Regions from separate parts of the Mus musculus genome. Here region 2 is linked to region 1. The links are chromatin loops, found by intact Hi-C in ENCODE. Cell type or tissue: left cerebral cortex. All regions are shown on one strand. Each heading gives the region's core, and the rest is flanking DNA. Links, peaks and the distances in the headings are about the cores only. Region 1 holds the start of Pomt1 (protein-O-mannosyltransferase 1). Region 2 holds the start of Swi5 (SWI5 recombination repair homolog (yeast)).

What was found. Peaks named below come from ENCODE experiments on the same cell type or tissue, not always from the same donor. Only the 100,000 strongest peaks of a DNase experiment are listed, where the experiment ranks them.
Region 2: it touches region 1 in a loop (4-fold over the local background); 4 of 42 quality-filtered maps call a loop at or near these places.

Annotation. Positions count from the first base shown.
Region 1 is chr2:32,231,305-32,243,728 of GRCm38, reverse strand. Prrc2b (proline-rich coiled-coil 2B) reads right to left here. Exons shown (of 32, transcript NM_001159634.1): 32 at 9,192-12,424. It overlaps Pomt1 (protein-O-mannosyltransferase 1), which reads right to left and starts at 7,089. Exons shown (of 20, transcript NM_145145.2): 1 at 6,988-7,089; 2 at 6,218-6,369; 3 at 3,196-3,302; 4 at 3,014-3,064; 5 at 1,930-2,076; 6 at 725-836; 7 at 199-264; 8 at 17-110. The coding sequence starts at 7,023. In left cerebral cortex, for the core only: CTCF peaks have their summits at 6,316 and 7,012; DNase peaks (open chromatin) are centred at 6,392, 7,159 and 8,060; H3K4me3 peaks cover 2,539 bases; H3K27ac peaks cover 2,475 bases.
Region 2 is chr2:32,286,479-32,298,902 of GRCm38, reverse strand. It overlaps Swi5 (SWI5 recombination repair homolog (yeast)), which reads left to right and starts at 10,834. Exons shown (of 5, transcript NM_175190.5): 1 at 10,834-11,017; 2 at 11,258-11,306. It overlaps Golga2 (golgi autoantigen, golgin subfamily a, 2), which reads right to left and starts at 10,577. Exons shown (of 26, transcript NM_001080968.2): 1 at 10,507-10,577; 2 at 6,688-6,810; 3 at 2,182-2,277; 4 at 1,895-1,938; 5 at 1,732-1,795; 6 at 1,326-1,382; 7 at 1,069-1,149; 8 at 265-303; 9 at 1-17. The coding sequence starts at 10,554. In left cerebral cortex, for the core only: a CTCF peak has its summit at 9,101 (motif pointing right); DNase peaks (open chromatin) are centred at 9,125 and 10,746; H3K4me3 peaks cover 2,799 bases; H3K27ac peaks cover 1,677 bases.

The sequences.
Region 1 (12,424 bases), core at 1,722-9,721:
TGGTGTGACCACCTACATTTGACAAGGTCTGGTCTCCGATCAGATTCCACGCGTGGACAGCTGCAATGCCGAGCACAAGCAGGTAGGTGAAAATCCCCATGTATTTGATCCTGAAAAAGACAGAATTAAAATGAGGTTACAAGACAGACAAGGCCACAGACAGGAAGAATACTATCCAAGTCAGGGGCTCTAACTCACCCAACTGCACAGGAACAAGAGACCCCGGTCAGCAGTAGCCACAGCCACCAGTGCACTGAGAAAGGGCTGAACAAAACAGGAGAAAACAGAAGAACAAGGAAGCAGTCACAGGACTCATCCCACAGGTCAGGGCCATGGAGCTTGTCTGAGCAGCTTCTAGTTGGCCAGTCCTACTGGGTACCAGCCACAATATAAAGAACCATACCTCCCCATTTGGGTCTCAGAAGAACTTTCCTTTTTGTCAGGAAAACAAATTTCCTGTGAGTTAAAGTTAAAAAAGGATGTACTTATGAAGCCACGGGCTAAGGGTCAACCTGAAGGATTAAGTAACCAAAAGGCACGCTGTAAGCAACTCCTCAAAGTCACCCAGAGCCAGGTGCAGGTTCCCCTGCACCATCGCCCTGGAGGCTGACATGAGGCATGGCTGCCAGCTAAGGCTCCGCAGTCAGACCCTGACTAAAAAATGAAGGAAACAATCTAGAATCCCTTTTTTCTCCTAACAAGAAGTGTGTCTCTCTTTCCATACCTGTGTGTCTGGGAGTTGAAGAACTTCAGATAGGACAACACAGCCAACAGGTTAAAAAATATCAGTATGGACTCCAACAGCATGAGCCTGGACTGAGTGATCAGGGCGTTCTCTGTCACAGAGACAAACAGTTGTCAGCACTGAGCAGTCCAAGCTGCTGTGAATACAGAACTAGTCCCAGGAGGGGCACACAGCCGTGTCTCCAGAGACTGGACAGAGAGCATCCTCTGCAGATGCCAGTTTCTGTGTATACATAAAACCTTCCACATATCCTCTGCACATTTAAAGGCATTATATATTATCAAAAATCCCTAATACCATGTAAATGGCACATAGTTACTTTATGGTCTTAAGGGAGCAACAACTTATTTTATGCTGCCATGTACGTATGTGTGTGCACCATGTGTGCGGTGCCTGTGGAAGTCAAGAGAGGGCATTGGATTCCCTAGAACTGAAGTTAGTAAGTCATTACTTGGAAGCTAGGAACCAAACTCTACAAGAGCAGTAATTGCTCTTGACCTCTGAGCTACTTCTGCAGTCACATAGAAGAAAATCTTTATGTTGGTGCAGAAGGAAGTTTTGAAAAAAAAAAATTGGGGCCCTATTCTTGCTATGCTGCCCAGGCTGACCGCACACATAAGACTCTTCTGCCTCAGGCGTCCCAGTGCTGGGATTACAGGCCAGCATGAGCCACCATGGGATATTTTTGCTTTTGTGCTGGGGCTGCACCCAGGACCTCGTAAATGCTAGGCAAGTGCCCAATCACTGGGTTACAGCCCCACGCTTGGGGCTGTTTTCTTTAGGTATTAATTTAAAAAAAAACTTACGTGTGTGTATGAATTGTATGAATGTGTATGAAGGCCATGGTGTCTATGTGCCTTCAAGTACTGTCTGGCAACCCCCACCTTTAATTACCACCATGGCCATATTTCCACTTCCAAAAAGTGTCTGACCTTACAGTCCATCAATCCTCCATCAAAGAGCATCCCAGAGTGGGGCGCATCTGGAATCTGGATGAAGCAGATGTATTCACTAGGGCAGCACACACATACTAGGGCAGCACACACACTCTCAACACACACACTAGGGCAGCACACATACTACCACAGGCACTACTCCCAAGTGTCATGTTGAAATGCCCCAAAGTGCTTGGTTTTCTTTTCCTGTTCTCTTCACAGGCAGGTGGGCAGTGACCCAAGGCTTACCAATGAGCATCAGCAGGGCGGCTCCAATGGCAGCACCGTGGGAAAAGTGGAGCTCTAGCACTATCTGGTAGGCCATGGGCACTGACAGGGCCCCGGCAAGCGCTGGCAGCAGGCGTAAGGACCATATAGGCACATTGCTACTGTACTCTGGAAAGGAATCACATAGCAGAGCTGAGAGCTTGCCTACTGACACAGCAGCTCACAGACTGGCAAATGCAATCTTACAAAACTGGGAGGCACATGAGCTACTGAGGGTGTACACTTGGGGTAAAGTCTTTGAAATGAGCTTGGGAATTTGATTGGTGGGTAGTTTTTAAGAGACTGGGTTTCACCACTGGGTATGGTGATGAACACCTTAAATCCTAGCACTTGAGAGGCAGGATGATCATGAGTTCAAGGCCAGCCTGGTCTACATATTGAGTTCCAAGCCAGCCTAGACTATATAGTGAGACCCTGCTTGTCTAGGATGTCAGTCTCCTGAGTTCAGGTGATCCTCCTGCCTCAGCCTCTCTGGGTAGTAAATATCAGCTCTGCAGCCGTGGTGCCAGCTCTCACCGAGCATAGATGTGGTGAGGGAGGGTTCCGAAATTAATGCTGATTTAGCATATGTACCCCAAGGAGCTTCTAAAAACATTATGGCCACAAAGTTTATACATACACAGTGGCTGCCAAATGCCACAGGACACATGTACCAAGAGCCAGGGATGGAATAGTTACAATCACAAAGCACTTAAAACTTTAAGCAGACTTTTCTTTCTTTTTATCTTTTATTTATGTACATGGGTATTTGCATATATGACTGTATATGCCTGGCCACTGTGGCAAACACCCTGGAACTGGAGTTACGGATGGTTGAGCACCATCATGTGGGTGCTGGCAACCAAGTCCTGAACCTCCAGAAGAGCAGCAGTGCTCTTAACTGCTTAGCCATCCCTCCTGCCCCTTTAACCAGATGGTCCCTTGAACATAAATACCCAGCTGTATCCTGGCTCAGCGTAGTAAAAGGTTAAGTGCTGGGTGGGGGATGGGCATCCTGTCTCTATTCTTTCATATGTAGATTCATAAGGAGAGTTAAAATCCTTACCTGCTCCAATTCGGTTCCACAGAAAGTTACCATCGAATCCCCCTAACCAACCTAAAACAAAACATTTGGAACATGGGCCAAACAAGGTGAGAAAACAAATCATGATTTGCGCCCTTGAAAAATTTTATTTGATAAGCTTATATTGCAGGGCCTCCAAGGCCCTGACTGTTTCTCTTACCCACCTCCTAAGGCCAGTAGCATGTGGCCAAATGGTGGCCCACTGTCATCCAGAAAGAAGATGCGCTTCATGTAGAAGGAAATGTACTGCCCATAATATACTTCATCGAAACTATAAACAAACACAAAACCCGCCTTTATATCCAACTAGAAAACTGAACTGTTATTTAAGCTTTTTTTTTTTTTTTAAAAGATTTATTTATTGATTATATGTAAGTACACTGTAGCTGTCTTCAGACACTCCAGAAGAGGGAGTCAGATCTTGTTACGGATGGTTGTGAGCCACCATGTGGTTGCTGGGATTTGAACTCCTGACCTTCGGAAGAGCAGTCGGGTGCTCTTACCCACTGAGCCATCTCACCAGCCCCCTATTTAAGCTTTTAAAAATATTTATTTTTTGTGTATGGGTATTTTCCCTGTATGGCTATGCATCACATGTGTGTAGTGTCCACCGAGGGCAGAAGAGAGGGTCAGGTCCTCTGGGACTAGAGTTGGTGGCAGTTGTGAGACTCAAGTAGATGCTGGGAACTGACCCAGGTCCTTTGTAAGAGCTGCCAGTACTGAGTCTCCAACCCTCGAGAAGTCTTAACTGTAAACACAGACAGGAAAATAAAACCTCGTTTCCAGCTGACTTCAGGTAAGTGAAGCGTGAGGGTCGGATCCTTTGTTCCAACTGTATTCTGTCCCCAAACACAAAGACACACACAGCATCATTTAACCCACAGGAACATGGTGGGAAATTTACCAAGCCCAGTGAGCATGCATGTCTTGTAGAGAGCCTATTTCTTTCTCTAGTCTTTTTCTCCCCTGCATGGATGTGTATGTGATATACAGGCAGTTATGTGTAGGCATGCTCGTGTATGAAAGTGTGTGCACATACGTGCAGGCCCTTGGCCACTCTCCATTTTATCTACCGAGACACTCATCAGTCTGAGGCTTGTCATTTGGCTAGTCTGCCTAGCTAGCTTGCTCCAGAGAGTCCCTGCCTAGCTGGCAGCATGCTGGGATTACAGATGGAACACACTGCCCACATGGCATGTGAGGGAGTCTGAACTCTGGTCCTCACACTTGTATAACAAGTGCTTTACCCAGCTGAGCCACTTCCCCAGCCTCCCCACAGCTTTTGACTTAGGTATGTGTAGGTCAACCTCCTGACCAGGAGCCTTGAGGCTAATCCCATCTCATACTCTCACTGGCCACCAGCACCTTTCTACAGCTGTGGACTGGAGCAGAACTGAAGATCTAATTGAAAGGGAGTCAAATGCGGAAGGAAGAATGACACAGAAGCTTCTTCAGATAATGAAAGACATTAGGTCTTAAGTGTGATAACGCTACCGTGGTTATGTGTTCTTTGTTTTCAAGAATCCTCATCTTGCCAAGCAGTAGTGGCACACGCCTTTAATCCCAGCACTTTGGAGGCAAAGGCAGGCAGATTTCTGAATTTGAGGCCAGCGTGGTCTACAGAGTGAGTTCCAGGACAGCCAGGGCTATGCAGAGAAACCCTGTCTCGAAAAACCAAAAGCCAACCAACCAAACAACCCCCAACCTCCCCCACAAAAAAGAATCCTCATCTTGGAGCTGGAGAGATGGTTAAGGCATGTGCTGATTGTAAACGGAGGACCTGTGTTCAGATCCCAGAACTCAGGCAGATCTCAAAGACCTGGATTTTGAGCTCCAGAGGATCTGTCATCTTCTTCTGAGTCTGAAGGCACATGTGCACATGCACAGATGGACAGACAGACACACGTATACTCTTAAATAATCCTCATCTTTCAGACGTATATAGTGAATTAGTCATACATATGTCTAGAATCTTCTTCAAATTAATCTCTAAGGGGGCTGCTGAGGTCATCAGTCTACCCATGTATATATCTGACCCCTATAACAAAGTAGGAGAGGGCTAGCGAGATGGCTCAGCGGGTAAGAGCATTGTCTGCTCTTCCAAAGGTCCTGAGTTCAAATCCCAGCAACCACATGGTGGCTCACAACCATCTGTAATGAGATCTGATGACCTCTTCTGGTGCATCTGAAGACAGCTACTGTGTACTTATATATAATAATAAATAAATCTAAAAAAAAAAACTTAAAGTATTTAAAAAAAAAACAAAGTAGAAGAGAATGCCTGTATTAGCTAATATACATACCCTCTCAATAACAACAGCATAGTTCCCCTTACGAACAAATTCATCAAACCGACACCTTTCAACTGGCTAAGGAAAAGTGAGGCTGGAAACTGACAGACCAAAACTTTCTTACTATAGTCCTATAAGGTAAGCCCTAAAATGTATGTATTCTAGTGGTTGTTCTGGGGGACAAATGGGCCATACCCACACTGCTTGCGATGACTATTTCTGGTTGTCACCTTGACTACATTTGGAATGATCTACAATCCAGAAGTTAAGTGTACATCTATGAGAGATCTTTTGCTTAAAATGGATGGATCCACTTCTCGTCTGGACCTTTAAGGCAGGAAGGAACACTAGTTTAATCCAGATTTTGAGGTGGGAAGACACACCTTTAATTTGCACCACACCTGCTGAAAATCTATTTAAAGACACAGAAGTAGGAAGTTTTCCTCTGAGCCTGCTTGCCCTCGCCTTGCTAGCAAGACCATTCCTTCCTTGGCACTAGAGCCCACTTCTTTGGGAAGCCAGAGTATACTGAAGACCAGCTGAGACACCCAGCCATGTGGACTGAGCAGAAAACTACTGGAGTCCTGGACTTTTCCATTCACAGTCAGCGATTGTTGGATTAGCTGGACTGCAGCCAGTAAGTCGTCATTCCAATAAATCATATGTATATATGTATACTATATTATATTTATTTACATATACACACATGCAAACATAGTGTTCTTCTTAAGTTGTTACTCTAGAGAACCCTGAGCAATACACTGCTAAAACATCCATCACCAAGAGATCCAAGAAACCCAGAATGTCTCTCTTTTGCACTGTACGGCAAGGTGATTCCTGTCACTAATTACAATGACTCTTGGATCATTGACTCTCCTCCCCGATCTCTACTTACACCACAGCCCGAGGGTAGGAGAGTTGCCATAGTCGGGTAAGTAGTCCCAGGCCAGTCAGAGCTACCAAGTTCAAATTGATGTCAACAGTCACCACTAGAGGCCGTTTCAAAAATCTTAACATTTTGCAGAAAAGCCAGCTCGGGAGGACTCCCTGGAAAAGAGGGAAAGAACTACCATTAAAGTAAACGGACAGCAGCCCGGGAAGGCACAAACGAGGCCACAGGGTCCTAAAGCCGCCTGGCGTCACGATGAATTTACAGCATAGCGGGTTGGGTTAATAGAACCAGAAGGACTCTTCCAGAACATACCTGTTGGAGAATTACAGTTGTGTTCAAGCACAGGGTATACATAAAAACATCTGAGGGGTGAATTCAGGAATCTCAGAACTGGATACTCATTTCTACAAGTCATTCCAAAAACACCTGCTGGGCACTTGCTAGGAACAAGGCTGCTAATGAATGAAGTGGCCTCTCCTGTCCCTTCCCAATGTGGTTGAAAACTAAGACCCTGAGGAGCTCTGGGCACTGTCATAGCCCAGTGACCTGGATGGACTTTTCCCTCTTCTGGAGGCATTCCTCTCCTCCTAGAGTTGCTTGTGCCCCGAGCCCGTTCTTTCTCTACAGTTCTTCCCACTCTGGCTTTTACAAGAGGCCGCCCTGGAAACGACTTGCTCAGCCAGGATCCGAACATCCACCGTCCCTAGCGCGCCGCCCCTAAGCCGGATCCCAGACCCCAGGAGGGCTCTCAAATCTGGCACTCCAAAACCTACGAGCGTTTCTTCGAGTCCCGTAGAGTGGCTCCCCATGTGGAGCCAGGCCTGCGAACCGCCAGGCAGGATCGACCGTTGGGGGCGAGGCCGCTCGATTACTCTGCAGCGGCCACGGATCGACGCTCAACTAGTTGTGTCTACGCGGCCGACAGACTCTGAGACGCGCGTGCGCAGCCGGAGCGCGAGGTAGTGGCGCGCATGCGCGGCGTGCTCACCGGCCATCAAAGTTGGGCATACTGACTGTCCTATCCTTAGGGCTCCCTTTCCCCTTTTTAATAAAGCACAGTGTGTTTCCACAAGCTGTTCACGTGCTCGGAGCTCTCCGTTTCGGGCCTCGCGTCTACTTTAGCGGTTTCGTTAAGCAGCGCGTTAGCTTACGGGCAGGAGTAAGAGCTTTGAAGCCTCGGGTGCGTTGTACCTCCTGGAGCTGTGTGAGTGGTGGATCGCTTTTTCTCAACTCTTCCCACACTGGAATGCCTACAAGCTGTCTGTCCCTCCTCCTCCCCAAGGTCTCAGGCTCGCTATGTAGAGGATGATGGCTTTGAACTACTGCCTTTGCTTCCCCAGCGCAGGTATTACAATCATGCCTTTTTAGGTGGGTGGGTATTACAATCACGCTCAGATGGCAAGCCAAGCCCGAACCGACTCCAGATGTTTTGCCAAAATTCAGTTTTTACAAGTTAGCTTAGCATTGGGTGACATCCGGTTTAAGATTGTAGCAATGGGGCTGGGCGATCGCTCAGTGGTTAGGAGCACTGGATGCTCTTAAAGAGGTCCTTAGGGATTTTCTTCTTCTTCTTCTTCTTTTTTTTTTTCGAGACAGGGTTTCTCTGTATAGCCCTGGCTGTCCTGGAACTCACGCTGTAGAGCAGGCGGATTTCTGAGTTCGAGGCCAGCCTGGTCTACAGATATACAGAGAAACCCTGTCTCGAAAACAAAACAAACAAAAACAAAAAAAGAGGTCCTTGATTCCATTTCCAGCATCCACATGACAGCTCAGAATCATCTGGAACCGCAATTCCAGAGAATCTGGCACCAGGCAGTCAAGTTACCACAGATACATATAAAATACATTAGTCAAGAGTGCACGGAATTGTTTGTTCATCGTTTAAGCATAGTCTACCCAAGTTCCTGCAAAGAAAGGGCGCCAGAAGATTGGAGAGCGAGCTCTTTGGGTTCCAAGTTTAGTCTGATCATGTAAGTCATGCTGGTGCTTCAGGACAGCTCGTGGGCACTCAGCTTCAGGAGGAAATTGTGTTGCTTGCTGGAAACCTGAGGTATGTATGTGGCTTTAAAAGCTAGTGGATGCTACTACCCAGACCCTTGCCTGTTCTGTAGCAAGAGGCTTATGCCTGGGGGACTGGGATTTCTCATGCACTGCCTTTGGCACTTTGTTTTTTTTTTTGTAATGCTGGCTGGCCTACAACTGTATGCTCACCAGTGACTTCTGAATCCACACCACCCTTCACTAGTGTTAACAAATGACATTTGATAAATAAAATGTCCCGACAGCCCTGTACCTAGGTTCCAGGCCTCAGTGATGACTGAGCCTGAACCTATCTATATGAATCCCCCTGACCTTTCCTGCCCCAGATCTAATTTTTTCTTCCACAGAAGTACAGTGCAGTCCTCCACTTGTTCCTATAGAAACCCAGATAGCAATCAGGCAGGAAGTACAGGATAGGATGGTCATGGGTTGGCCCACAGAGAGGACAAGGCTTCTTGGTGCTGCCCATTTTCGAGATGTGCCTTAACCACAGGCTGCCTGTTGTGGTAGGGGGTTCCTGAGGCCCAGTGTAAAGAAAAAAATGTCCATGTAGACCAACTAATGTCTTTGAATATATATTAATTTGTATGATCTGCAACCCCTTCCGTGCTTAGCCTTCTCAGAGACCCTGAAGGAAAGACATGTGTCCTAGTCCCTGCTAAATTGCTTGAGACCTTGCTCCGTTTACCCAAGTCGCCTTCCCTCCACACCGAGGACATCTTTCGAATCCTGTCTTAAGGTTTTAAAATAACCAATTAATGGAAGACAAAGGCAAAAGTCATAGAAAAAGCTGTTCTTGGGATGGCTGCCTAGGTGAGCCTTGGGAACACCACCACAGCACAGTGCTGCGCTCCCTAAGGTATTCTGGCCACTCCCAGTCTCCCGGGAAGCAGTGCGCCAGCCGTACTCTTCCAGATGATAGAAAACCGACACAGCCTGAGAAAGCATGTTTGGCTTTATTTTTTTATACTTTTTTTTTATTTAAATAAGGAGAGTTCTTTCGTATGGAAAGACCTAGTACAATCACATATTTGAAAGGAGAAACAACAGGGACTGACCCGGAGGGAAGGGAGGGTGAATTCACGATTCCATTTCCCATCCGAAGAAGTTCCCCATATCACGTCTAAACAAGCTGCACAGTACACCTTTAGCATCGTCTGCCCTTTCAAATAGCTGGTCTAAGTGAAAGACAGAGGGAAGGCCAAAAGAAAAGCAAAGGAAAACAAAAGGACCCTCAAAAAGAACAATCCCCCAAGTCCTTTTCTATAAAAGGTTTGAGGTGGAAAGCCTAGAGCACAGGACCCTTCAGCTAAGGAGCCTTCACAGGAACTGCTGCTCCAGGATTGTGACATGCCAAAGATGGGGCCTGGGGAGGTTGCAGGTCTGAAGCAAGCAGCTGGGGGCTGCAGGTGTCATGCACCTGGAAGATCACTAGTCAGAGCTGGTAGACAGTGGAGAGCACAGCTGGGTGACTGTGCTCATCCCCAACGCTGACCACTCTGTTCCACATGACCTAACTTGTCTTAGAGCCATCTCACAAAGAGCTGGCTTTTCCACTCATCAAAGAATACAGAAGCCAGACTTCTGTGCCCTTGCCTGTGAAAGATTCCCAACATACCCTCTAACCCAGACTTGCTGGAAATGAGGGCAAGGCGAACATGAAAGTTAACATGCAGGTACCTGGCAGAGTGGGGACCCCAGTGGATGTTGGGGGGCGGACTTAGCCAGAGTTGCCTCATGGCCTCAGCGGGTACACTCTTGTGCCCTGGGCCCTGAGTGTCAAATCATTCACGACTTCATCACTGACCATCTGGAAGGTGGCTCCAGAGGACAGGACAGCAAGGTGGACAGTGTTATCCAAGTATCTCTAGAAGTGGCAGAGCAAGCGTGGCTTTGGATGTGAACCAGCATTTCTAAATGTGTACTGCAATCATCCTTTGTTTATCCCCCTTAAGGAAGCTTAGACCCAGAAGTGTTCTGTGAACTCTGAATTTGAAAATGCTAAACTTGGGAATCAGACAAGGAAAGCAACTGTTAAGAGACCAGACTAAATGCAGTCGGCAGAAGTCTTCACCGACAGATGCTACACGCCGCATCAGGACCAACAGACTGAAGAGTCCTGGTTGCCAAACCATGGATTTCACCATCAGTGGCACCAACAAAGCCACCAGCAGTAGGAGGTGACTTCAGCAGGCAGGAGTAAAAGATTCTGCCCACCTCCACCCATCTCAGCAGTAGAAAAGGCAGGGCTGGACTTTACCTGTTCCCACCAAAGGCCATGGCACCCTGACAGACGCTCCTGTTTTTATGTGTGATCTAAAGATGGGGGTTTGAAACCAAAATAAGGCCCAAGTTCTATTATACTTTGAGCTTGACTCTAAAAACCACACAAAGAGATATTGCACCTTAAAACACCTCTGTACTAAAAACTTGGCTTGACCAGATCATCCGAGGAGTAGGGACATTTGGCCTGAAGCCTGCCCTCTGTCCTCAGCGTCTAGTTGCAAATGTGCCTCTCAGAGGGGTAGAGCCCACAGCTGAGATCACAGAGGTGGTGAGCACACCAAATTTCACATGCAATTTCCTGGCCTTTCCTGCACAGAGTAATTCAGACATTATATAAACAGAGCAGTGGGACATTTACTTTTTTTTTTCCATCTAGACCTACAACATCAATACATATAAATAAATTCTAGTGTTTCTTGTTTTTATTTAGGGTGGGAGGCAGGAGGGAAATACAGGGTTAGAGAAAGGACTGAAAACAGGTGACCTCCTAATTTTTCTTCTTAAAACAGGGAGTACTGCCATTCTGACAGCAGGCTCACCTAAAGGGCACATTTTGAGTTTGTAACAGCATCCTGTGAAATTCTGAAAGAGAAAAATGTTTGCTTCTTTTGACACATAATGCCCACCAAGCATTGGGTGAGGTGGGTCTGGCCGCATTTCTAAGAGGTGACTGTGTGGCTTTTACTGAGTGAGACTTATGGGGTAGAGCTTGGCAGTGGGGCAGAGGACTCGGTCACTTCCGGGGGGTGGAAGGGCTGATAGGGGCACAGGCAGATCTGTGCTGGGGACTCCTAAGTGGACAGTGCTTCTGAGGAGGGATGCGAGAAGAGAGGAGATGTGTCGGAGGTGGGAAGGAAGGAGCCGAGGGCTGCAGTTGCAATGAAACTGCACCAAGGCTGCCCTGACTGGTAATGCTGGGGACAGTGTGGCAGTACCTGCCGGGGGAAACAGACTTCTGCTTCCTTCAACAACCAACTAGGCAGGGCGAAGCCACTTCAGAGCTTCTAAGCTGCTTCTCTGCTCTCATGCCCATGGTGACACTTGAGGACAGACCCACATGCTTGTCCCAGCCCTGCCACCAACTATGAGCTCTCTGAAGCAGGCTGTCTCCAACACCCCAGATGGGTGATTAAATGGGGGTCCTAAGCAGCAGCTGAGCACCCTGAAATTCACTTCATTTTCCTTTGAGCAATGGGAAATTTTCCTTGTTCTTAGTGAAAGCAAGAAGCCTCGCATACAGGTGCTCACACAAAACCTGCAAGCAGTAGCCCCAAGACACCACCCTTTAGACACCACCAGCCTCCTTTGAGGCTGCATAGGTTTCTCTGTAGGCCACTTATACCTTGACCCTGTCCAGTTCTCTAAGGAAGGGTAACACACCTATAGCTTAGAAACCCTACCCAACACCCTGCCCTGTTACCAGGAGTGAAGGACGGAAGATGAATGTGCCATACATAGTCTTTCCTGTCGCAAACTTGACTAATAGGTGTTCACCTGTGTCCTTATATTGATTTTGGTGATAAGCTGTGAGGAGTGAATGGACAGGGATCCAGAGGGACACAGCAGGCTCCACAAAGAGGAAAGGAAATGAGTGGGGAACAAAGCCACCCAGGGGGCTAAAGCACGGAGCCCAAGATGCAGTCCCCAAGTGGGGCCAATCTGGATTACAAAACTCCACAATTCCTCCGGTGCTCAATACTCACTGTGTCCAATGACAGCAAAAGGGCCCTGAACAGATAATTCTTATTCTGAAACATTAACTCCACACCAGGGAACTAAACTCAGATACCAACTTCACAGTGCCCAAGGTGGTGAGGGACCAACCAGAATGTCCAATCACATCCTCCAAACCCCAACGGTTAGCCAACCGGGGTGTGTGTGTGT
Region 2 (12,424 bases), core at 4,425-12,424, 52 kb before region 1:
TGATAATCCTTCTTCTCCTGCAGGCACAAGGAAGTACAGCTCTTAGTGGGGAAGCAGGGGTGGCCCAAGGGACGAGCCCCCAGAAAGACAAAGACACCAGGACAGGCACACCATGAGGTCAGGTTATCAAAGATCCTATGGAGGACACCCTGTGGGGTGAGTCTTCTCCAGGATAGAAGAAAGCAAGACCGAAGCCTGCACCTCTGAGGTCTCCCCAACCCCCATCAGTCATGAAAAGAGCGAACATAGAATCTATCACATTACTTTCTCCAGTTGATCCAGAGTGTCTTGGTTCTGTTGTTTCTGTGGGAAGAGTCAAAGGAAGCGGACTAGGCCTGGCCCCTTTCATGACACCCCAGACCGAACGGGAGGATGGATTTGAGAAAGGTGCTCAGAGCCACATGGGTCCATGAGCTAACCAATTCCTCAAGCTCCCAGGGTATTTATTCTCCCTGCCTCTCACTCACAACTGTGCAACTGGGTTCACAGTAAAGGAGAGTAACTCTAGAAACAAGTGTGAGAAAGATGACTACCCTCTGCCAACTTGGGACTTGGCAGAGTGTGTCGAATTAAAACTGAGCGTGTCTTGTGGGCACAACCAAGAGATGAATGGGAGAGCACTTGTTTCTGATGAGTCAATGAGCTTTCCAACTCTTGCCTCTTCAGAGTAGACAGAGGTCTCTGACCCACTCCAAATCTGCTAACAGGAAACTCAAACCCAGGGAGTGGTGTGGCCAAAATCAAAGAGCAAATGAGGGGCTAAGCCAATAGGACATGGGGTCCTGACAACCAACTGGGGTTGTGTTCCCCTCTACTGGAGGCACCGAGCTCAGGACAAGTAGGGCGAGGACTCAGGATGAGTCTGCAGTACAGAGTGGAGGCAGAGAGGAGAGCCACAAGATCCATGCTGCATGCTCTATGCTCTGGGTGCCTCCAGCTGAGACTCAAGCCCCAGGTTTTCCATTCCCCTTGGTCCCAGGGGCCCCCTAGTCCCTTTCTTCAGAGCCCAAAGGGGAAACTGAAGCCCAGGACTGGCAGCAAGAATCAGGGACCCCACTGGACTCTTACCAATTCCTCTATCGTGCTACTGAGTTGTTTGTTTGTTACATAGCTGGAGTCCAGGGCTACTGCTAGCTCTTGGTACCGGTTCTGAGGCGCATGCAGAGAGGAGGAGTTGGAGGAGGGATGGGGGGAAAGGTAGAGAGAGCATCATTAGGGGTGGGGGTGGTGGGCTGTCTCAGCTGGCAGCGGGCACCCAGGTCCCTGTAGGAGGAGATAGGCTGTTGGCGTAAAGGGTTGCTGGGCCATGAGTCCAGGCCACTCACCTCCAGTTCCTTCATGTTGGAAGATGTGAGGCCCTCCCCGTTGATGTAGGATGTAGACTAGGAGAGACAATACCTCACATGGAGATGCTCTGTGACCCTCAATGTCTAATCCCTGCAGCCTCCTACTTCCCCCTCAACTAGCAGAATCTCCTTTCCTGCTCACTCACACCCCCTTTGTGCCACTCCTTATGGCTCTTTTCCCGCCATGGCTCAACCTCGCCGCTCAACAGCTGTCACCTCAAACCACACCAGGATAAAAATCACGTTGCCCATTGTGGTCCAAATCCAAGTCTTCTCCAGTATGACAAGAGCCTCTCATGAATTAGTCTCTTGAGAATCCCACCTCATTTTCTAACATACTTTCCTTTCCTCTCTACCTTCTTTCTGGGTCCCAGTCCTGTGGTACCTCAGACACAAGGCCATTGAGCTGTTGAGAAAGTTGTCGCAGACTCTCAGTCGATGAGAAAGTCCTAAGGGAGGAGACATGAGATCAGGGGTGCAGGTAGTTTGATGGGAACAGGGCTCATGGGCAGAGGCTTGCCCCGACTCCCTCAGTAGGGAACACTTACTTGGTCTCCTCCATGAGGTTAGAGCAATTGCCAGCATCATGGCTCTGTATGGGTAGAAAGAAATAAGGTAGCATTATTTAGCTTCTGCTTACTGTCACACAGGGACACAGTAGGCCAAATTCATCTCAACACCCATCATCCCAAATGTTCTCCATCTTGGCCTCCCCATGCCAGGCTCCAGGAGCACACCTGAACCAAGCTATCTGAATAGAGTAGTTTTCAAAAAACTTTGGGAGTCCTTTGGGAAGCAGACAGGAGGGCGACAGACAAAGGGGAGAAGCACAAACCTGAGTGAGGTCAGCATCAGGGGAAGGGGTGACACCAAGAAACATAGTGTCAGTAGCAGCGGTTGGCGGTGCAGGAGCAATATGGTCTGTGGGCACCTGTCACAGAACAGAGCAGAGGGTCAGAAGACCACGGAGGAGAGAGGTGCCTCATTGCCATGGACATGAGGGGACGGGGCAAGCGGGGTAGCACAGCAGCAGGCACAGGACAGTCGCACATGCTGGGAGCTACTGGGGTACAGACATGGCCTGCCCAGGCCTCAGGTCACCTAGTAGCATTCTGAAGGGCCAGAGCTCAAAGCAGGGGCTGCAGGGTCTCCTTCCTGAACACCCAAGGACCTAGTTCCCTCTGGAGCTCTGACCTGTGGCAGCCACAGCAGGTACATGTGCCAAGTCCAGGAGGCAGAGAGCTAACTGCCCCGACTATAGGCCTTGCTTCTGGGACAGACTCAACATCATGGTCAACATAACCATTCTCCCCTCTCTTGCTTTCCTGCCTTCCCTCCTCCCAGACCCACGCACTGGCTGTGTTTGTCAATTCAGAAACAACTGGATAAAGCAGAGAACAATGGCTGCCCTTTGGCTTGAAGTATCTAGGAGATCATGTGAGCTTTCTAGGAAATGTAGGCAGGGACCAATCCTAGGATTTCGGAGATGGCAGCTTGTGGAAGTCCCCCACTGGCCTGGCAGGAACTATGTGCTTGACCAGCTGGCCCAGTTGCTCTTCAGGCTCAGGCCTCACTTGTTTGTTTTATTTTCTGACACAGGGCCTCACTATGTAACCCCTGCTGTCCTGGAACTCACCCTGTAGACCAGGCTGACCTTGAAACAGAGATCTGCCTGCCTCTGCCTCCCAGGTGCTAGGATTAAAGGCATGCACCACTATGCTCAGTAGCTCAGGCTTCACTCTTAGACTATGTCTCTGGCTTAGAGGTCTTCTAATGTCCAACAGTCCAGATAGGCAGAGGATGGGAAGACAAAGGGAGAGGGACAGAGAGTCCAGGCCTGTCCAGCAAGGCTGGTCTGGGAGGAAGTGGCCATGCCTTTCTCCAAAGAAAGGGGCCGTTTGCTTTATGTAGCCTTCAGTCTCAGCCTCTTGGGATGCTGACCAAATTTCCTCCTTTGAGCAAGCGAGAAAGAACCTCTGAGAACTCATTGTGAGCTTCACTCTCTTCAGGGTTACTGTGACCACACCCCTACAACTCATGTGACTGTCAGTTCTGAATCACCCATAGGTGCTGCCTTGACAACATCTACAGTTGAGTCTAACAGGTAAGACCAGGGGCTCAGTGGCAGCTGGCCACGCCTATGACATTCTGGAGGTGTGGCACTCCCAGCAATAGACCCTTCTAGGCTCTGGGTCCCTTGTGGCATCCTAGGAACATTCATCTCTAAGACTGACAATGTTCAGAAAGGCAAAAAATAAATAAAAATGTTTTTCTGAGTACCTTTTGGTTCTCTAGGTGTTGAAACGGGGTCTCTCTAAAATTCATGCTTGCCTCAGAATTGCCACAGAGCCCAGGCTGACCTCAGACTAGAGACCTCCTTTTTGCCTCAGCTTCCCAAAAGCAGGAACCGCAAGGATAGGACACTAAGCACTGCTGGGAGACTCAAATGCTTTTTGGCAACCATGTAACTTTTCGAGTTTAAGTCTTACAGCTAAGCATGGAGTTCTTACAGAGTTTTCACTCTCCTCAAAATGCCCCATCCCATCAGAAAGGACTTTTATCTTCCATAACTTCCTGTTTTATCTCTTCTCAGGAGATATTAATCTCCTTTACTCCTGGAGTAGAAAATCAGTTACTAATTCTAGAAAGTTTTCAAAAACACAAGGAAAGTCTTCACTTCTGGACGGGGGGTGGGGGGTGGGGTGCTCTGGTGAGTATTTCCTGAAGGGGAAACCAGAGCCCGGGCTGTGTGAATCCATAGCACAACAAACACCAAATATGTGTCCCCCATTCCCATACACACAATGTGCCATTTCTGAGCTGAGTACTGAGGCCCAGCACCTGAGCAGACTGCAGCACCTGCCCAGCATCAGCTCTGTTAGCGGAAAAGAGCCAACGCCAGTCTGCGAGTCCCCAGAATAACAGGACATGGCCTTGGCTCAGACCACTCCTTCAGTTGGACAGAAGCCTGCTCCTTTTGTTTGGCACATGTCCCCTGGCACATGTAAACTGAAGTACTAAGTTATGTCCAGGAGGCCAACTCTCAGCCCTGCGACACAGGTCCTGTTGCACTTGGATGCTCCGTGTCTGAACTGTGCCTGCCTGTCAGCTCATCTTTCACCATCGAAGCAGCTACAAATGTCCCTTCCCCAGCCTCGAGTCCACTGGGAACCAGCGCTCCTGTCCCTATGTGAGGCATCCTGGAGGTCACGTGACTCTTGTCCTGTGCATCTAGTCTGCTATTGGCTTGAGACTGGCTCTCGAGATGCAGCCCAGGCTGGCTTGGGCTTGCCGTCCTCTTGCCTCAGTCTCTGGAGCGCTGGGCTCACAGGCATGGACTACTGCGCCTGGCTTGCTCATCTGTTTTGTCACTGTTTAGCAAAGTGCCTTTCCTATCAAGAATTCAGTCCACTGAGTTTTCAGAGAGACTGAGGGCAGCTTCTCCTGGTCACTCATTTGTTAGTTAAGTTTACATTTTTCGCAGTTAGTTTCTCTTCATTTTTTTTTTATTCAAGACAGGGTTTCTCTGTGTAGCTCTAGTTGTCCTTGAACTCACTTTGTAGACCAGGCATGGCCACTTCCTCCTAGACTCAGAGATCTGCCTGTCTCTATGCCTTCAGAGTATTGAGAATAGAGGCATGTGCCACCACTGCCTGTTGAGGGTTTCTTAGAAAAAAAAAGTCTTAATCCCAGAAACTATACAATAAATTCACTTTCTCATAACCTTATGTTCCTAAGTTTCAAACTAAAATGAGTTCATAAAAAAGAACCACAAATTTCTATGGTCTAGTTTTTTAGAGACAGATGCCCAGAGGACAAGACCTGAAAGGTGTTTTTGTGTTCCATCTGTCCCAGTCTGACAGTACCATGCTAGGCAGTCATAAACTCTAGTCTCATTCATAAACATCCGATCTGAAAGTTGTTTCCCCAGTTAGCTTTAACTTTCAAGGTGGGTCTCATCTTCTCTAAGATGAGAAATGATACAGGGAAAGAAAAGAACCCAATCAAGCAAGCAGTTGACAAAGCAGACACAGGAGCTGATGGTTAACTGAGGCAACACAAAGTGAGCCAGTGGCAGAGGGTCCCCAAAGCAGGGAGGCCTCTGTGGCATGCATGGCTGGGAGAGCAAGCCAGAGGGAGTCTCGCTCAGTACTGCCTCACCTTCCTCTTGTCTAATGGGGGGAGTGAGACCCCATTGGAACGGTTAAGGTCGGACACCAGCACCTTCAGAATGTCCTTAATCTACAGCAGGCAAGAAGGGAAAAAGGGGGGAGGAGGGAGGAGGGATGAGAGAGAGAGAGAGAGAGAGAGAGAGAGAGGGAGGGAGGGAGGGAGGGAAGGAGGGAGGGAGGGAGGAGGGGGGCAGGGAGGGGTGGGGAAGTAAGAAAGTCAGGGCAGGAAGAAGAGAAACAGTCAGGGAGATGGAACACTCAGGAGCACAGATCAATACCCAGGCCTGTGCCATCCTTCCAAGCAGCCACCTGCTGCCTTGTCAGAGGCAGCCCTCAGAGTAAGCAAGAGTCCCCAAGGGATGGAGTCAATACACCTGACCAATGCAGCAACTCAACATACACAAGACCCTTTCCACACACCCAGGATTACAGGGAGCAATCTGCAAAGGCCCCAGTCCCCAAGGCCACCTTAAAACCTGACTCTCAAATAAGACTTCACTTTTACACAGCTACAGTACAGCTAAAAAGAGAGTCTGTAAGACAATAAGCTAGTCCACCATCATCCTGTCAGATGAAGGAAGTGTGTGTGTGTGTGTGTGTGTGTGTGTGTGTGTGTGACTTTCCTGAGGTAACCCAGCAAGCTCACGACAATGATGGACTTAACACTCAAATCTCTTACAGATGGCTGCGTTTCAGAAGTATGAGAGCAATGATGTTCCCTCTGGTCTGATTTCTACCCCAAACCAAGAAAATCAAGCGGTACCTATTAGCTCACTGTTAACTCCACAGCAGACCCTCCACTAGGGGAATTAATAGAAAAACAACCGCAATAAACTTCACTTAATCTTTATAGATACACATTAAAAATATTACCGCTATTGTACAGCTATGTAAAAAGAGGCTCAGAGAGTTTAACCAACTTGCCCTAAAGTTATCATATTGCCAACTGATGGAGAGATAGAATTCAGACTCAGATTTAATTTTTCCTGTGCTGAGATAAAACCCAGGGCCATTGTGAGATGAGCCCTAGTTCATTACCATTGAACTAGGCAACAAGCCCTCAAAGCCAGACTTTTTAACCAGCACCTGACATTTCCACTTGAACCACAGCCCTCCCCGCTTCTTCCCACCTGCCCCCATTCCACAGGACTCTGTTGGCCAAGACTCACATTCTCTGGTGACTGACAGTCACTGGCAGTGGGTCTCTCTGGGCTATGGCCATTTTTAATCTTTTTCTTCTTCTTTGCTCCTGCAGGAACACCCGGGCTGTTCTTCTGCTGATACTCTCTCAGCTGTGGAAAGGAGAACAGAGAGAAATGAGAGCCATCTGCCTCACACTCACAGCCTCTACTCCAGCCTCTAGTTTATTGAGCTCTTTGCTTCGTGTTTCTGTATGTGCCATCTGAGTCAGTCTCACGTATCCCAGGCTGGGCACTAACTCACTATGTGGATGACTATGAACATCTGATCTTCCTGCCTGAACTTCTAAACGCACCAGGAGCAGGTGCCACCATACTTGGTTTCTACAGTCCTGGAAATCAGGCCTAGGCCCTTGTGCAAATTAGATTACAGAGTGGAATATTTCATGCCTGGTCTCTTTCTATGCTGTTTTTATAAAAATACTTTAAAAAAAATGTACATTGGTGTTTTGCCTGCATGTATTATCTGTGTGAGGGTGTCAGATCTTGGAGTTACAGGTAGTTTCAATCTGTCATGTAGGTGCTGAGAACCAAACCCAGGTCCTCTGGAAGAACACTTAGTGCTCTTATTTGATGAGCCATCTCTCCAGGGCCCGATAAAAATACTCTTATGTACGTAAGTCTCATGTAATGGTACCACGAGTCTACAAGATATAATAATGACCTCTTAATGGCAGAAGAAATGGCATGGCTAAAAAGGTAGTAATTGGGTTGGGAATGTAGCTCAGTGGAATACTTGGCTAGCATTCAAGAGGCCCTAAATTCCATTCCAGCAACATACACACATGCCCATACACATACACACAGAGGCAAACACGGAATCTAAACTCAAATCTTCTGATGCCCTGCTCTGGGGTTTGCAGCTCCCAAAGGGAAAAATCTAAAGGTAGAGACCAGAGAGTAAACATTTAGTTGGCAGGAATTGGCTGGGTGTGCTGTCACCTATCTATAATCCCAACTCCTGGGAGAGGCAGGAGGCATGAGAGGGGAGCCAGCCTGGGCTCCCCAGTGATCCCCAGACTCCAAAGACAACAGGCAAACACATGAACTACTAGACAAGAACTATGTATCCTGGACCTTAAACCCCACTCCTCTTTTCAGACATTTTCTCTTGCTAGCATGGTGGTGCTCCCCTTTAATCCTAGCCCTCAAAGCAGAGGCGGAGGGATATCTATGATGAGATAAGACTAGCCTGGTCTACATAGCAAGTTCCAGGCCAAGCAACTATATAACAGAAGACCGTCTTTATTCTTATTTATTTTTAAGTATATTTTATGTGCATGAGTGTTTTGCCCGTGTGTGTGTGTGTGTGTGTATGTGCACGCGCGCGTACTACATGTATACCTGGTGCACACAGAGTTCAGAAGAGCATGAACCCTTGGAACCGGAATCACAGATGATTGTGAACCGTCATGTCTGTGCTGGGAATAATTCTCAAAGACCATATCCTTATAACATATGTGTGTGTGTGTGTGTGTATGTGTGTGTGTGCCTGAACACATGCATGTTATGACATATACAGGATTGTCAGAGGAAACATATATGTATGCACACTGTGAGAAAGGATACATAGCTATGTCATGGTGCATGCAACAATGTCGGAGGACAGCCTCAGTGTTGCTTCCTCTTTCCCACTCTCAGACAAGTCTCTCATTACCACACACACCAGGCTAGATGGCCCCTCAGCTTCTAAAAATTCTGTCTCCACCATTCATCTAGCCAGACATCTAAGCTTACAGATTCATGCTGCCATGTCTGGTTTTATATAGAATCTAGGAAATCCAAACCCAGGTCCCCTTGCTTGTGTGGAAATACTCTACCCATGAGCCATCGCACTGTCAAAAGCCAAAGTACTCTCAATGCAACTTCACGTCAATGAGGGTTTTGGTTTGGTTTTTGGTTTTTCGAGACAGGGTTTCTCTGTGTAGCCCTGGCTGTCCTGGAACTCACTCTGTAGACCAGACTGGCCTCGAACTCAGAAATCCACCTGCCTCTGCCTCCCGAGTGCTGGGATTAAAGGCGTGCACCACCACTGCCCAGTACATCAATGGTTTCTTTGTTGTTGTTGCAGTGCTGGGGACTGAACCTGGAGCATTATGCATGAGAGCCCAGCATTCTAATACTGAGTCATATATATACAGCTTCCCTTCAAAAAAGAAAACAAACAAACCAGGATTGCTGGGTTTGGTGGCCTACACCTTTCACCCAGTACTAGGCAGGTAGAGAAAGGCATATCTGAGTTCAGGGCCAGCCAGGAATACACAGACCTTGTCTCAAAAACAAACACAAAATCTAATTTAATTTTTAAAAAGATTGTATGTATATGAGGGTAGTTGTTTGTTTTTGCTTACATGTATGTCTGTACATCATGTACATGCAGTAACCTAATTGGCCAGAAGAGGGCATAATATACAACATCTAGCCAGGGAGTTAGCTGAGATAGTTGTTAGCTGACTTGTGGGTGAAGGGAGCTATACCCAGGTCCTCTGCAAGAGCAACAAGTGCTTTTACCTGCTGAACCTCTCTCCAGCCCCAATATTGGGTATGCCATATACCAAGCTGGTCTCAAATTCCATATATAGACAAAAATAACCTTGAAGGCCTGATCCTTCTGCCTCTACCTCCAGTCTTGGAAATTAGAGGCATGCATTGCTCTGCCCAGCTAATGCCATTGCAGGATCCAAGCCAGAGCCTCATACATGGTAGGCCACCACTCTTGCAAACTACGCTGAGTACTGAACAGGCCCTTGTATATACTAAACAAACACCCTAACAACTCAGCTCCACTCCTAACTCCACTGGGGCCGTTTTAGCAACACATACTAAAGGTACACCGCAGTACTTCCTAAACCTGCTTCCTAAGTTTACAACATGACAGAAGGGCAGAAACCGTGAAGCCACGGCTTTAGTGAACATGGGAACAGAAAGGGCACAGCCCTTGTCATCGCAGAGAGAAGTCTCTACAAATCTATGAAAATGCCAAACCAGACTTTTATGGTTTTTTTCTCTCAAAAGAAGCATGGGAAAGTGATGTTTCCCGTGAGATGCCTCACCCGCATCCCGTGCTTCTCACCACCCCAGTTGGAAAAGACATTCTGGCTGAATTTTAAGTTAAGTTCAGTTCCCCAAGACACTGATCAACACTATAACATGCGTTTTGCTCCAGAGAGATTACAGTCTCTCTAGAGAGCAGACAACCAAATCCAAACCAAACCAATCCATGTCAGCAAGGGGTGCTGACAGTGTTGTGCTCACACTAATGCTAAGTTAAGGGAATGCGGGCGCCTACAGCGTCTCCGCACTAGATTCCACACTTGGGCTCCCTTCCAGGTGGAAATGGGTTCTCCACCAGAGAAACGGGAAAAGGGGCAACAACATTAGGTGAGCAGGTGGAGCAATCCAAACCAGACTCGGAGTAGTAATGACAGTTTCGAGGGGGGACTGTGACGTAACTACATTCCACTCCATACTACCAACGCCCGAGTCGCCTACAGGGCCAGGACCGAGGACCTTGGAGACAGGTGCCCTGGGAGGTCTGGATTGGAGCGTCCGGAGCCGGGGGCTAAGAGACCCTGTGTCACTGACCAAAGTCACCTAGGGGCGACTGAGAGGGCGGGGGCTGGGTTGCTGAGGGGGCGGGGCTGGCTGAGAAGACTTCACTGGGGGAGCCCAGGGCGCTGAGGGGTTCTTCTACCCGTGTGTCTCGGGAAAGACTCGGACTCTGGTCATGGGTCCTGCCGTTGGAGGAGCTCGGGTGGGGTCAAGGGGCCGCGACCCGGAGCGCTTTACCTTTTTCTTGGCCGCAGCCAATTTGCTCTGCCTGGTTTCTTCCGACATCCCGGGGCGGGGAGGGGGGAAGCGGGGGGGCCACATCACCACGATCCCGGCAGCCACCGCGAAACTGCTTCCGGAAGCTACGGCTTCTCTACAAGGGCCAGAGAAGGCGGGTGCAGAGCGCCCCTTGGACGCTCGGAAACCCAGCGTGACCTACCTTCTCCAAGCCCATTGGCTGATGAGAACGATGAACGACAGGGAGGCGTGGCCACGCGGTCGCGAGGCCTGAGCGACGGGTGGAGTTAACGACGAGAGCTGCGCGCGCAGCCATGACCCCTCACAGCGGCCTATGGGAAGCAGGGGCGGAACCGCTTTAACTTGGTGCGTGCGCAGCCTGACGTGGGGCGGTTGGTGGTCTCCGTCGTCGGTTTCTAGTTCCCTGAAGCAGCCGTTTAACCCCAACCCTGGACCCTTCCGAGTTTAAGCCCACCCCACTCCGGGTGCCCCGGACCTTAGGGTTCAGGAGGTGGGTGAGGAGCGCGCCGCGCTTCGTTTTCCAGCCCTTGCCCGACCCCTCACGCCTCCTCACCAGGCCTCTCCGTAACCCGTTCTCCACACTTTCCCCTTCCCACGATGCGCACCCCGACCCCAAAGACCCCCACCCCATCCCAGTAGCTGGGTCCCGACCCAACCTCTTGCAGCTGCGGCTCCCGCGCCCCCTCGGTAACCCCATCCTCATCAGCCTTTTTCTCGGGTTCCTCCCCAGGGGTGAGTCAGAATTCAGCCGACTTTACCATGGCGGCTACCGATCACCGGTGAGTATATCAGCCCCACCCCTCTGCATCCCAGCACCCGCCGGTCGCCTCCAAGCTTAGCCCTTTCCTAATTCCACTCCTTCTCTTTCCTTTCTCAGACATGGGTTCCTCCCCTCCCAGTCCTACCTGCCCGATGCCTACGCTTCTCCAACCGCTCTTGCTCGTTGCTTTGTCCCCTCACCCAGCCTGCCACCAGTCCCTGCATGGTTCCCCAGTCAAGAAATATGTGCATCTTTATGCTGACCACTCCCAATGCCACCCCCAAAACTCAAAGTTATTCATTTCTCATCCTCAAAAGATGAATTTTTAAAGTACTCTTTTAGATGATTCGCTTCTTTTTAGTAATTTCTTTTTTTTTTATACCCCTTCCCTTTGAGACAGTTGTCAATACCAAAGATTAGAGGAGAAAGACCCAAATCATAGTGGCCAACTCAAAGCAAACAGTTGGTTAAAGCAAACATTTTAATTCGTGTAAACGGGTCCCTAAGGCGGAGCTCGAAAAGTCAGCCTCGGATTGAGGACGACAAGGCTTTTTAGAGTTCAGGGGTAGGGGGTTTCTAAATGGGGACTTGGTGGGGTTACAGAGGCAGAACATAAGCATACCCGTTAGTCCAAATGACCTCCTCAAAGACATGATTGCAAGATGGGCAGAACAAGGTCTTCCTTTTGAAACAAAGGTGGGGTTGCAAGATGGTTATAAACAACTTTTTGGAACAAAGACAAGACTGCCATCCCTGTAACAGGCCATGCAGAACCATTTGAAGTTAAGGTTTTAGGTGGGGCATAGCCCAATTCCTTGAGAAGCAGGTTTAATCATAAAGAGGATTGAGTGTATTTTGTACTTAATAAGATGGCTTTTAAGCCTCAGATGGAGGCAGGCTGGTCCCAGACTCAGGCTGTATTCAAGGATGCCCTTTTGTGGTCCCACACTAGTTTAATACTCTTCATCCTCCTGCCTTAGCAACTCAAAATGCTAGAGAGCCAGGATAAATTATGGGGACTCGGAGAAAAAAGAGCACAGTAAGCAAAGCAATGCCGGTGCAGGCGTTTATCCCAGCACTCGGGAGGCAGACGGGCATCTCTTCCAGCCTGCAGTACCACCTTGATTTTAGAATCAG